2 separate regions of the Homo sapiens genome follow, and region 2 is linked to region 1. The links are chromatin loops, found by intact Hi-C in ENCODE. Cell type or tissue: IMR-90. All regions are shown on one strand. Each heading gives the region's core, and the rest is flanking DNA. Links, peaks and the distances in the headings are about the cores only.

What was found. A loop is a pair of places that touch in the nucleus more often than their neighbours do. Peaks named below come from ENCODE experiments on the same cell type or tissue, not always from the same donor. Only the 100,000 strongest peaks of a DNase experiment are listed, where the experiment ranks them.
Region 2: it touches region 1 in a loop (4-fold over the local background); 4 of 110 quality-filtered maps call a loop at or near these places.

What each region holds. Positions count from the first base shown.
Region 1 is chr9:84,184,184-84,189,564 of GRCh38, reverse strand. No RefSeq gene overlaps it. Among named protein-coding and RNA genes, the nearest start is that of SLC28A3-AS1, 91 kb to the left of the region's middle. In IMR-90, for the core only: no CTCF peak of the experiment used is centred there; no DNase peak of the experiment used is centred there; H3K27ac peaks cover 168 bases.
Region 2 is chr9:84,236,764-84,242,144 of GRCh38, reverse strand. No RefSeq gene overlaps it. Among named protein-coding and RNA genes, the nearest start is that of SLC28A3-AS1, 39 kb to the left of the region's middle. In IMR-90, for the core only: a CTCF peak has its summit at 3,254; no DNase peak of the experiment used is centred there; H3K27me3 peaks cover 23 bases.

The DNA.
Region 1 (5,381 bases), core at 126-5,125:
CACCTCCACAGAAGTAGATTCCATCTCAAGAAACCACTTTATTTGTTCACCCATAAGAAGCAATTCCTCATCCTTTCAAGTTTTTTCATGAGACTGCAGCAATTCAGTCACATCTTCAGTCTCCACTTCTAATTCTAGTTCTCTTGCTACTTCCACCACCTCTGCAGTTCCTTCCTCCACTGGAGTCTTGAATCCCTCAAAGTCATCCATGAGTGTTGGAATCAACTTCTTCCAAACTCCTGTCAATGTTGACAACATTTTGATCTCCTCCCATGAATCACACTTTTCTTTTTTTTTTTTTTTTTTTTTTTTGTTTTGGAGATGGAGTCTCGCTCTGTCACCCAGGTTGGAGTGCAGTGGCATGATCACAGCTTACTGCAGCCTTGACCACCTGGGCTCAAGCAATTGTCCGACCTCAGCCTCCTAAGTAGCTGGGACCACAGGCACATGCCACCATGCCTGGCTTATTATTATTATTATTATTATTATTATTATTATTATTATTATTTGTAGAGATGAAGTCTCACTATGTTGTCCAAGCTGGTCTCCAACTCCTGGGCTCAGGGGTTCCTCCTGCATTAGCCTCCCAAAGTGCTGGGATTACAGGCCTGAACCATCATGCCCAGCCCATAAATGTTCTTAATGGCACCTAGAATAATAAATCCTTCCCAAAGGTTTTTTATACACCAAGATCCATCAGAGAAATAGTGATCTATGATAGTTATAGACTTACAAAATGTATTTCTTAAATAATACTTGAAAGTCAATACTACTCCTTAATCAATGGGCTGCAGAATGGATGTGGTATTAGCAGGCATGAAAACAATATTGATCTCCTTGTACATCTTTCTCAGAGCTCTTGGGTGACCAGGTGCATTGTCAATGAGCAGTAATATTTTGAAAAAAAATCTTTATTTCTGCTGGGTAAGTCTCAACAGTGATCATAACCCATTCAGTAAACCAAGGTGTAAACACATGTGCTGTCATCTGGGCTTTGTTATTCCACTTACAGAGCACAGGCAGAGTAGAGTTAGCATAATTCTTTTTTTTCTTTTTCTTTTTCTTTTTTTTTTTTTTTGCGATGGAGTCTTGCTCTGTCACCCAGGCTGGAGTGCAGTGGCGTGATCTTGGCTCACTGCAAGCTCCACCTCCCAGGTTCACGCCATTCTCCTGCCTCAGCCTCCCAAGCAGCTGGGACTACAGGCACCCGCCACCATGCCTGGCTAATTTTTTGTATTTTTTAGTAGAAACGGGGTTTCACCGTGTTAGCCAGGATGGTCTCGATCTCCTGACCTCGTGATCTGCCTGCCTTGGCCTCCCAAAGTGCTGGGATTACAGACGTGAGCCACTGCGCCCGGCCGAGTTAGCATAATTCTTAAGAGCTCTAGGATTTTTGGAATGGTAAATGAGCATTCACCTTTAGGTCACCCACTGCGTTATTCCCCAACAAGAGAGTCAGCCTGTCCTTTGAAGCTTCAAAGCCAGGCATTGACTTCTTCCCTCGAGCTATGAAAAGTCCCAGATGGCATCTTCTTCCAAGATAAGGCTGTTTCATCTATACTGAAAATCTGTGGTTTAGTGTAGATGGTGAAGGTGGTGATATAGTTTGGATATTTGTCCTGGCCCAAATCTCATGTTGAATTGTAAGCCCCGGTGTTGGAGGTGGGGCCTGGTGGGTAGTGGCTGGGCCATGGAGTGGAACCCTCTGGGCTTGCTACCCTCCTCAAGAAAGTGAGTTTTCACAAGATCTGGTTGTTTAAAAGTGTGTAGCACCTCACTCTCTTCACTCTCTCTTTCTCCTGCTTTCACCATGTGAAGTGCCTGCTCCCACTTGCCTTCCACCATAAGTAAACACTTCCTGAGGCCTCCCCAGAAGCAGATGCCACCACGATGTCTCCTGCAGGGTCTGAAGAACCAGGATCCAATTAAACCTCTTTTCTTAGGAATTACCCGGTCTCATGTATTTTTTTTTACAGCAATGGAGAACAGCCTAATACAGGTGGCTTCATCAGTGATCTTAACTAGATCTTCCGGATGACTCGCTACAGCTTCTCCATCAGCACTTCCTGCTTCACCTTGTGCTTTTATGTTACGGAGATGGCTTCTTTCCTTAAACCTTGAGAACCATTTCTTCTGCAGTTTCTTTGCCTCTCTCAGCCTTCATAGAATTGAAGAGATTTAGGGCCTTACTCTAAATTTGGCTTTGGCTTAATACTTATGCCTAGCATTCCATTATTGGAATGCTAAGCATGTAGGGGTTACTTATATGCTACTGCTCAAGATCATCGCCAAGGTCTGATTGCAAAAATTCAAAAAATTGCAACCTCAGGCATAAATGGGTTAAGGGAGTGTTGTGGCTGGTTTTATCTTCTATCCAGACCACTGCAACTTTCTCCCTATCGGCAATAAGGCTCTTTCGCTTTTGTATCATTCGTGTGTTTGCTGGAGTAGCACTTTTAATTTCCTTCAAGAACTTTTCCTTTGCATTCTCCACTTTGGTTGTTTGGTGGAAGAGGCCTAGCTTTTGGCCTGTCTCAGTTTTTAACATGCCTTTCTCACTCACTAAGTTTAAGCATTTCTAGCTTTTGATTTAAAGTGAGAGACATGGGACTCTTCCTTTCACTTGAACACTGAGAGTCCATTGTAGGGTTATTAATTGTTCTAGCTTCCATATTTTTGTGTCTCAGGGAATAGGGACTCTGGGGGAGAGAAAGAGAGATGGGAGAACAGGTGGCAGAGCAGTCAAGTACAACAGTACCACCAAATATGATTGATCGTAGATCACCAGAACAGATATAACAAGAAGCAAAAGCTTGAAATATCGTGAGAGTAACAAAAATGTGACATGGTGGCATGAAATGAGCACATGCTGGTGGAAAAACGATGCCAACAGACTTGCTCCATGCTTGGATGATACAAACCTTCAATTTGTAGAAATGCAATATCTGTGAAACACAATAAAATGAGGTATGCCTCTCTTTGGGGAGCTTTATGCTACCCCAAAACCCTCACCATTCATTGGTCACCTTGCTGAAGCATTTATAATGGTGACTCGAATATTAAAGGGAAAAGGAGAGAGCAATTTAGAAGTGTTTTCTTTAAGAGGGTAAACACGACTTTAAACAGGTACTTTAAAAAATAATTTCAACTTTTACCTTAGATTCAGAAAGTACATGTGCAGGTTGGTTACATGTGTGTATTGCATAATGCTGAGATTTGGGGTATGAATGATCTCATCACCCAGGAGTGGGCACAGCATCTAATATAGGAAGGTTTTCAGCCCTTGTCTCCCTCCCTCCCTTCCCCTCTCCTCTCTAGTAGTCTGCAGTATCTATTGTTCCATCTTTATGTCCACAAGTATCCAATGCTTAGCTCCCACTTGTAAGTGAGAACATGCAGTATTTGATTTTCTGTTTGTATGTTAATTCACTTAGGATAATGGCCTCCAGCTGTATCCATGTTGCTACAAAGGACGATTTCATTCTTTTTTATGGCTGCATAGTATTCCGTGGTGTATATGCACCACATTTTCTTTACCCATTCCACCGCTGATGAACCCGTAGGTTGATTCAATGTCTTTGCTATCAAACAAGGTACTTTAAAAAACATAACTAAAGAGTATGAGACAAAAATTACTCATACTGCTCTTTGGGAGAGAAGAGAGAATGTAAAGTCCTAAACGTAGTATTTATAAGATTACAAGCCAGGAGACTGGGGGGAGCATCAATTTTTTACTCAAATATGGATGCCACGTTCCCTGCTTTCCCAGAAAGGCTTTTTTTGTGGCCATCAGGTGGATTATGGGTATGGGAGCATTTCACAGACTCTAGCATCTTGACTAGGAAGGTTAGTTGCCTTTTTATTTGGGAAGTGATCGTTGCTTCTCAGATTAATAGTATCAGGTCAGAAAGTTCCTTGAGGAAAAAAAACGCAGCCTCTGTGAATGGTTTCTACATGAATTTTCTTCCTCAAGTTCCTACTACTGTTTTTGTAGCCCTGTCTTGGAGCACTTGTTGTAGACTTCTCAAAAGAAGCAAAAACTTTTTCTTACTCATGTATCCCCCAGCCAGAGTCTTGGATATATCTGGGGGCTATATCTATCCCCCAGAGTCTTGCATCAGGCCAGGCACTCATGGCAGGCAGTGGGGAATTAAATTAAGTCTAGCCTCCCAATCCCTACCCTCAGGATTGGGTTATTCCCACAGCTTTTATTCTGAAAGGCTTCTGACTTCTAGGACCTAAAGAGAAGGGAAAGGAGATCCAGGCAAAAATGTCTGTGCTTTAGGCAGATGTCTACTTGGAGTATAGAATTTTGAGCCCTTACCTCTGGGCTTGCTTGCAAAGACGCAACAGAGGCAACAGGAGCAAGAACAATGTCCTGTGAGCCACAGGGAATTCGAATGTTTCCATAAGGAAACACAGCTCGCTATGCCCATCCAATTTGCAAAATCCATTTAATTAACCTTTCCAAGATGGGTGTAAGCCAGAAAAAATTGACATAAAAAGACAAGATGTTGATAAAGATCAAAAACTTCTTAAAGCAAGGGTTAATGTACTCAATTGGATCTATTAAATGTTGAAATCAAAGACTTTTCAGAGGCTCTGCCATCTTGAAATTATAATAGGATTAAATGAGAAAACATGATTTGATACAAAACTTCTCTCCATACATACAGCTTTTTAGGAACACGTTATGCATGAAAATGAAGCAAAGTTTTATTGCCCAGGAAAAGTCACATACTGCTCTTAAGTAGGGTCCCCTTGGGCTGCAACAGTATGACTTTAATAGGACTAGATATGATGGGTAGTACTAAGAACGCACTGCACTGTCCAATAGAGTGGCTAATAGCCACGTGTGGCTCTTTAATTTTTAATTAGTTTAAATTATATTTAAAATTCAGTTTCTCAATTGCATTAGCCACATGATGAATAATCAATAGCCAGGTATGGCTACTGGCTGCCTTATAGCACAAAGAGAGAACATTTCCATCACCATGGGAAGTCCTATCTGGCAGCGCTGACCTATAGCAAACATGAAATGACAACTTTCGACATCAAGGAGAAAGTATTTAATACTTAGTATTCAGAGCTTAGAGAAAAGCTTACTAGACATCAAAGAGATTTTAGAGACAACACTGAATACATTAAAGTGATGAAGATTAGATTTACCTTAAAATACACAGATGTCTTTAAATGAGTTGCACTTACGAGTAACCGATAAGCTTTTAAAAATAGCTAACATAAAAATAATTTTCCTAAAGGATGTTTAAAAATAGTTCACCCTTAAAGTTGGCTTCCTCTAGTTTTTATTGGTCAACATCTTAGCATCTGCAAAGTGTTTTACAATTTAATGTGCAGGCTGTTGGTCCTGAGAGTCACTG
Region 2 (5,381 bases), core at 155-5,154, 53 kb before region 1:
AACACATTATCATCTCATCTCATTTTACAGCCGAGTCTTAAAGAAATGCCATTTCTTGAAATGAAATGTTACATGAATCACAGCTGCAAAGTGCTGTGATGGGGCCGGCCTGATTGCCTGACATCCCACAGAACACACAAAGGCAAGAAATATTCTGCTCTCAAAACAAAGGGAAGACATGTCTGTCTGTCACAGAATTCCCGGCATCATGGAGTACCCTGAAAGGGACACAGACATTTCTGCTCAAAAGTAGAATGCAGATTTCTGAGTCGTCCTGGTATGTTCCCCAAATCACCACACAGCTACTGGGTCCAAGTTTGGGGAAGACTTTGACAACGCTCCTGGGAGCTGGGTTGTCTTTCAAGACCATGAGACTGCCTGCAATGGAGGCATGTGGCTTCAAATTGCCCCTATAAAGTCTGGTCCAACAGTCAAGAGCACTGACCTTAAGGTACCTTGGGTTAAGAGTCTGAAAAAATGGCAGAATTGAGCCTGAAGCTGATCCTCTAGTATCTTTAGGCAGAAACTTTCACAGGGGATCTTGGTCTTCAGTGATAACCCATAGCAACACAGGACAAGGGCAGGCTCTGAGGAACCCCCCAAAGCACTGGAAACCAAGCAGTGCCAGCCGCCATGGCATAAAACCACACCAGATGTCTTATGCTATAAGCCATCATAACAGGCCCCAGAATAGCCTGGTGATTCCCAGGCTTGTACCCAGCTCCTGAACTTGTCTTCCAAAGCCACCATATTCTGACATTGATAAAATGTCAGATATCTGATATTGATTAAAACCTTCCCCTGAGTCTTACCTGTGTCCTGGATCAAATTCAAATGTCTTGCCAAGGGCTTTCCTCTCCCCCAACACTGCCTCTATCCCTACCGCCCATTATGCCCCACCAGCTGTCCAAAGCTGCAGCCTGGTTGACTCTCCACAACTCACATCCTCCACCATCTCTGAGCTTGCTTTCCCAGGCCGTAGTCTTCCAAACTACACAGTAGCTTCCATAGCCTCCTTGAGTAGGTTGCAAGTACTCACCTGTCCACTGAGTCCCTGTGTTCCATGGCATTAGAGGCATTAAATGGTGTCACAGGTCATGTCTTGATTGTCTAATTCTAATGCAATCCCTCTCAGGCACCTGTTCTCCTGAGTTGGTGGAACATTCAATGTCTGTCCCTTCTCCAACCTCACTTTCCTTCTCTCTGATCATCAGGGGTCTACAGGTTCCAGAGGTGGGTGGGGAACTCTCAGCATCTGGCTTCTCTGCTACCCTTGCTCCTTGCAGAGGGCTGGGGGATCCACTGTTGTTCTGTCACCGGTGGGCCCCATAACCAGCTTCCTGAGGCCTGTGAAGCCCCGCCCCAGGCTCCCAGGCCACTCCAAAACATTCTCTGTCACCCCAGGTCGGTCCTGACACCTGAAGGGCCAGGCTCAGTATTCCTAGGTTCTTTCCACTCACACCTGAACCCTGGTCCTCTGCAGGCTCTAAATTCCACCTCCACCCTGGGGCCAGCCTGCTTTCCCAACCCTGGAAATTCAAAACCTTCATTCACTTGCCTTTTCTTTAATAAAAGGGCTTAATTGCCAGTGAACAACCATTTGATGGTCCCAAGGGACCAGACCCTAGACCCTAGAATAGGAAAGAGTTGTTTATATCTCTTAATGGAGGAAGGAGAACAGAGAGTTAAGTTTGTTTAAATGCACCGTAAGTACAATGGGGCAATCTCGGCTCACTGCAACCTCCGCCTCCCAGGTTCCAGCGATTCTCTTGCCTCAGCCTCCCAAGTAGGTGGGATTACAGGCGCCTGCCACCAGGCCCAGCTAGTATTTTCGTATTCTAATAGAGATGGGGTTTCACCATGGTGGCCAGGCTGGTCTCAAACTCCTGATCTCAGGTGATCCGTCTGCCTTGGCCTCTCAAAGTGCTGGGATTACAGGCTTGAGCCACCATGCCCAGCCCATAAGTGCAATTTTTAGATAGCACTTCCATAAAACAGAATTCTTTTGTAATGCATGTATTTATTTGTCAAACATTTATGGAGCCTGCGATGAGCACAGCAAAATGCCAGATGATAGGAATACAGACAAGAGAGACACAGAACCTACCCTCAAGATAGGTCTTGGAAGTATCTGGAAAGCAGCCATAAAAGAGATTTCTCCCACCCACCATGATGAAAACCTGTTTATTATCATTTAAAACCACTTATTACTTGTCTGTATGCAGATAGCATATACTTCCATGTCTTAAATTACCTGTTGGTTACTTTACTTTTAAAAGAGAGGATCGTAAGTAGAATATCTTTAGGGAAAAGCCCATTAGTACCCAACACCAATAATCACATGAGTTTTCACAAGCCTGTGGTTGTACAACTTAAAAATCCTTCACTCACATCATTTGATCCCTCTTGTAGAATTACAAGCCTGCAAGTCCCATGATTACATTTTATGAAGAAAGCAAGCCAAGCCCAAAGAAGTTAATTAATTTCCACGGAAGGGGCTAATCCACAGGGAAAAGGCCCAGGTCTCTCACCAGTGAATCATTTATATCCATAAGCAGCTGCTCACCCTCAATTCAAAACTGTGTTCCTTACTGGAAGCTAACAGGAAGCTGGAGGTGTTGAGCTGCTGGGAAAAGGGGAGTGAATGCTTGGGGGTGTTGTGGTCATCAGAATGAGATTTACCCAGGAAGCTGAGAAAGCTTAAGCTTTCAGCCGTGCACTTGTGCAAGCTCCTTAGAAAGGTAACCCTTCCTGTACATTCCAATTAAGAGACTGCAATTTCTCAATTTATAATTTGTTGGGATCTGTTTTCTCATTTGGAATCAATATTTGTTGTTTTTCAGATACATTTTTGCTGAACTTTAAAAAATTCTTTTTCTTAAATAGGGTCCCCCAACCTGGTTTCTCCTCTGGTTCTCAGTCCTACAGTTCTGTGTTTGTTCAGTGAGGTGAGGGTGGTTACAGGGCACTGAGACACAGAGAAGGGAATCACAGGCCCCTAACATCCCTCATCTTGTTGGAGTAGGTAGATAGACAGATAGGGGCAGGGCAGGATAGGGTCCTGAGGAATGTCAGGCAACAGTTAGGTGACTGTCATGCAATTGTCAGGCAGCTCTTCAAGAATGATGGTCCTGGCTGGTGCCAGAGAGGGGAAAATTTCCTAACAACCAGGAAACATTTTGAGCTCATGGGCAACAACTTCCCAGTAAGATCCTGAGAATTGAGCAAACATGTCCAGGCATGTGCAGTAAGAGGAAACATGGCAGAGTTTGACTGGTATAAGACCTTCCTCTGGGGGCGCTAGACCAGTAAGGAAAAATTGCCCTAAAAGAGCATGTGCATAGCGTCAACCACCAAACAGTGCATGTGGTAATTAGCCAACAGCCCACCCAAGGGGAAGGACGAGGGCAGGAGACTGGGAAGAACCAAGAAACAGTAGCTCTATAAGAGCCCTAAGCCAACAAGCAGGCGGGGTGCTCAATCTTTTGAGTTCCTTGTTTGGTTTCTTCTATATGTACTTTTCCTTGCTTCAATAAACTCTCATCTCTGCCTTCAATCTGCTTCTGTCTCTTGGCTGAATTCTTTCTTCCAAGAAGACAAGAATCAAATACTGAAGACCCCACCTGGACCCACCACCGGTAAGAACCTCACTCACTCCAGAGGGAAACCTCCATATAAATAGCACCTAAAGTTAATAAAAACACCTATTAATTTACTTCCTATATGTCAAAGAATAAAACAAAGACTACCAGAGCTTAAGGGAAAAATTGCCAAGCTAGGGAAAACCCACCAGTGAGTAAAGTAACTGAGGAATTCACAGAGAGGGGAAAGTCAAGGGATTCTAAGTGTGAAAAAGGAGGTTTTATGATGGTTATGCTAATTAAGGATTGAAAATTCTGCAGAGAATAGAATGTGCCCTTCCTTTAGATGCCCCCATGAAGGCTCCAGTCTCAACCTTCCCCTCCCTCCTGTCTTCTGCCTCCTGAGCACCCGGTGTCTTTCCATGTGGTTCTATGTGGCATGGTATGCCCTGCCTCTGTCTGTAGGACCTGTGGGTATAAGAAACCTTGTTTTCCTGAGCCTCTCCACTGCCTCCTCTTATGGCCACACCTGACTATCATTGCATAAAAGAACATGAAACACTTCTATTATTAACATCTGGCATTGGTGGAGTACACTTGTTGCAAATATGAACCAATTACATTATCATCCTAGGGGAATTAACACAGAAACAGAAAACCAAATACTGCATATTCTTTTTTTTTTTTTTTTTTTTGAGATGGAGTCTAGCTCTGTGGCCAGGCTGGAGCACAGTGGCGTGATCTTGGCTCACTGCAACCTCCACCTCCTGGGTTCAAGCGATTCTTCTGCCTCAGGCTCCCAAGTAGCTGAAATTATAGGCATGCACCACCATGCCCAGCTAATTTTTGTATTTTTAGGAGAGATGGGGTTTCACCATGTTGGCCAGGATGGTCTTGATCTCCTGACCTCATGATCTGCCTGCCTTGGCCTATACTGCATATTCTTTCTTATAAGTAGGGAGCTAAACACTGGGGACACACAGACACAAAGATGGGAACAATAAATACTGGGGATTCCAAAAGTGGGGAGGAAGAGAGGAGGTAAGAAGAGGGAAGAGTTGAAGAACTACCTATTGGGTACTACATTCACTACTTAGGCATAGGTGACAGGATCATTAGAGGCCCAAACCTCAGCATCATGCAACATATCCATATAACAAATCTGCAGGTGTATCCCCTGAATCTAAAATTTAAGAAGTAAATTAAAAATTTTTTAAATAAAAAACATTAACTGAAGTTCATGATTTACATTAGGGGTCGCTTCTTTTGTTGTACAGTTCTAGGGGTTTGACAAATGCATGTCATATATTATAGTGTCATCCAGAATGATTTCATTGCCCTAAAAGTCCCCTCTGCCCCTATTTATCCCTCTTCTCCTCTCCCTGAAATCCTAACAACCACTGATCTTTTTACTGTCTCGATAGTTTTGCCTTTTCCAATAAACAATTAGATTTTAATTCTTCTCCCGTGGAGGAATTGAGCTTATGTCTGCCCCTCTTAACTCTTTTTTCTCACTTGAATCTGGGTAGGCTATGACTAGGGCAGAAATGACATTATGTGGCTTTTGAGGCTACATTAGGAGAGGTCATTCAGCTTCCACCAGGTTCTCTTTAGATGCTCACTCTTCGATTCTGCCATGCTGTGAGGAAGCCTAAGTTGCCTGAGGACAGACCTTTGTGGAGAGGAACTGAACTTTCAGGTGACCCCAGCACCAACTTGCCAGTCATGTAAGAGAGCCACCTTACAAATGAATCCTCTAGCCCTAGTTGAGCCAGCCGAGCTGATGCTACATGGTACAGA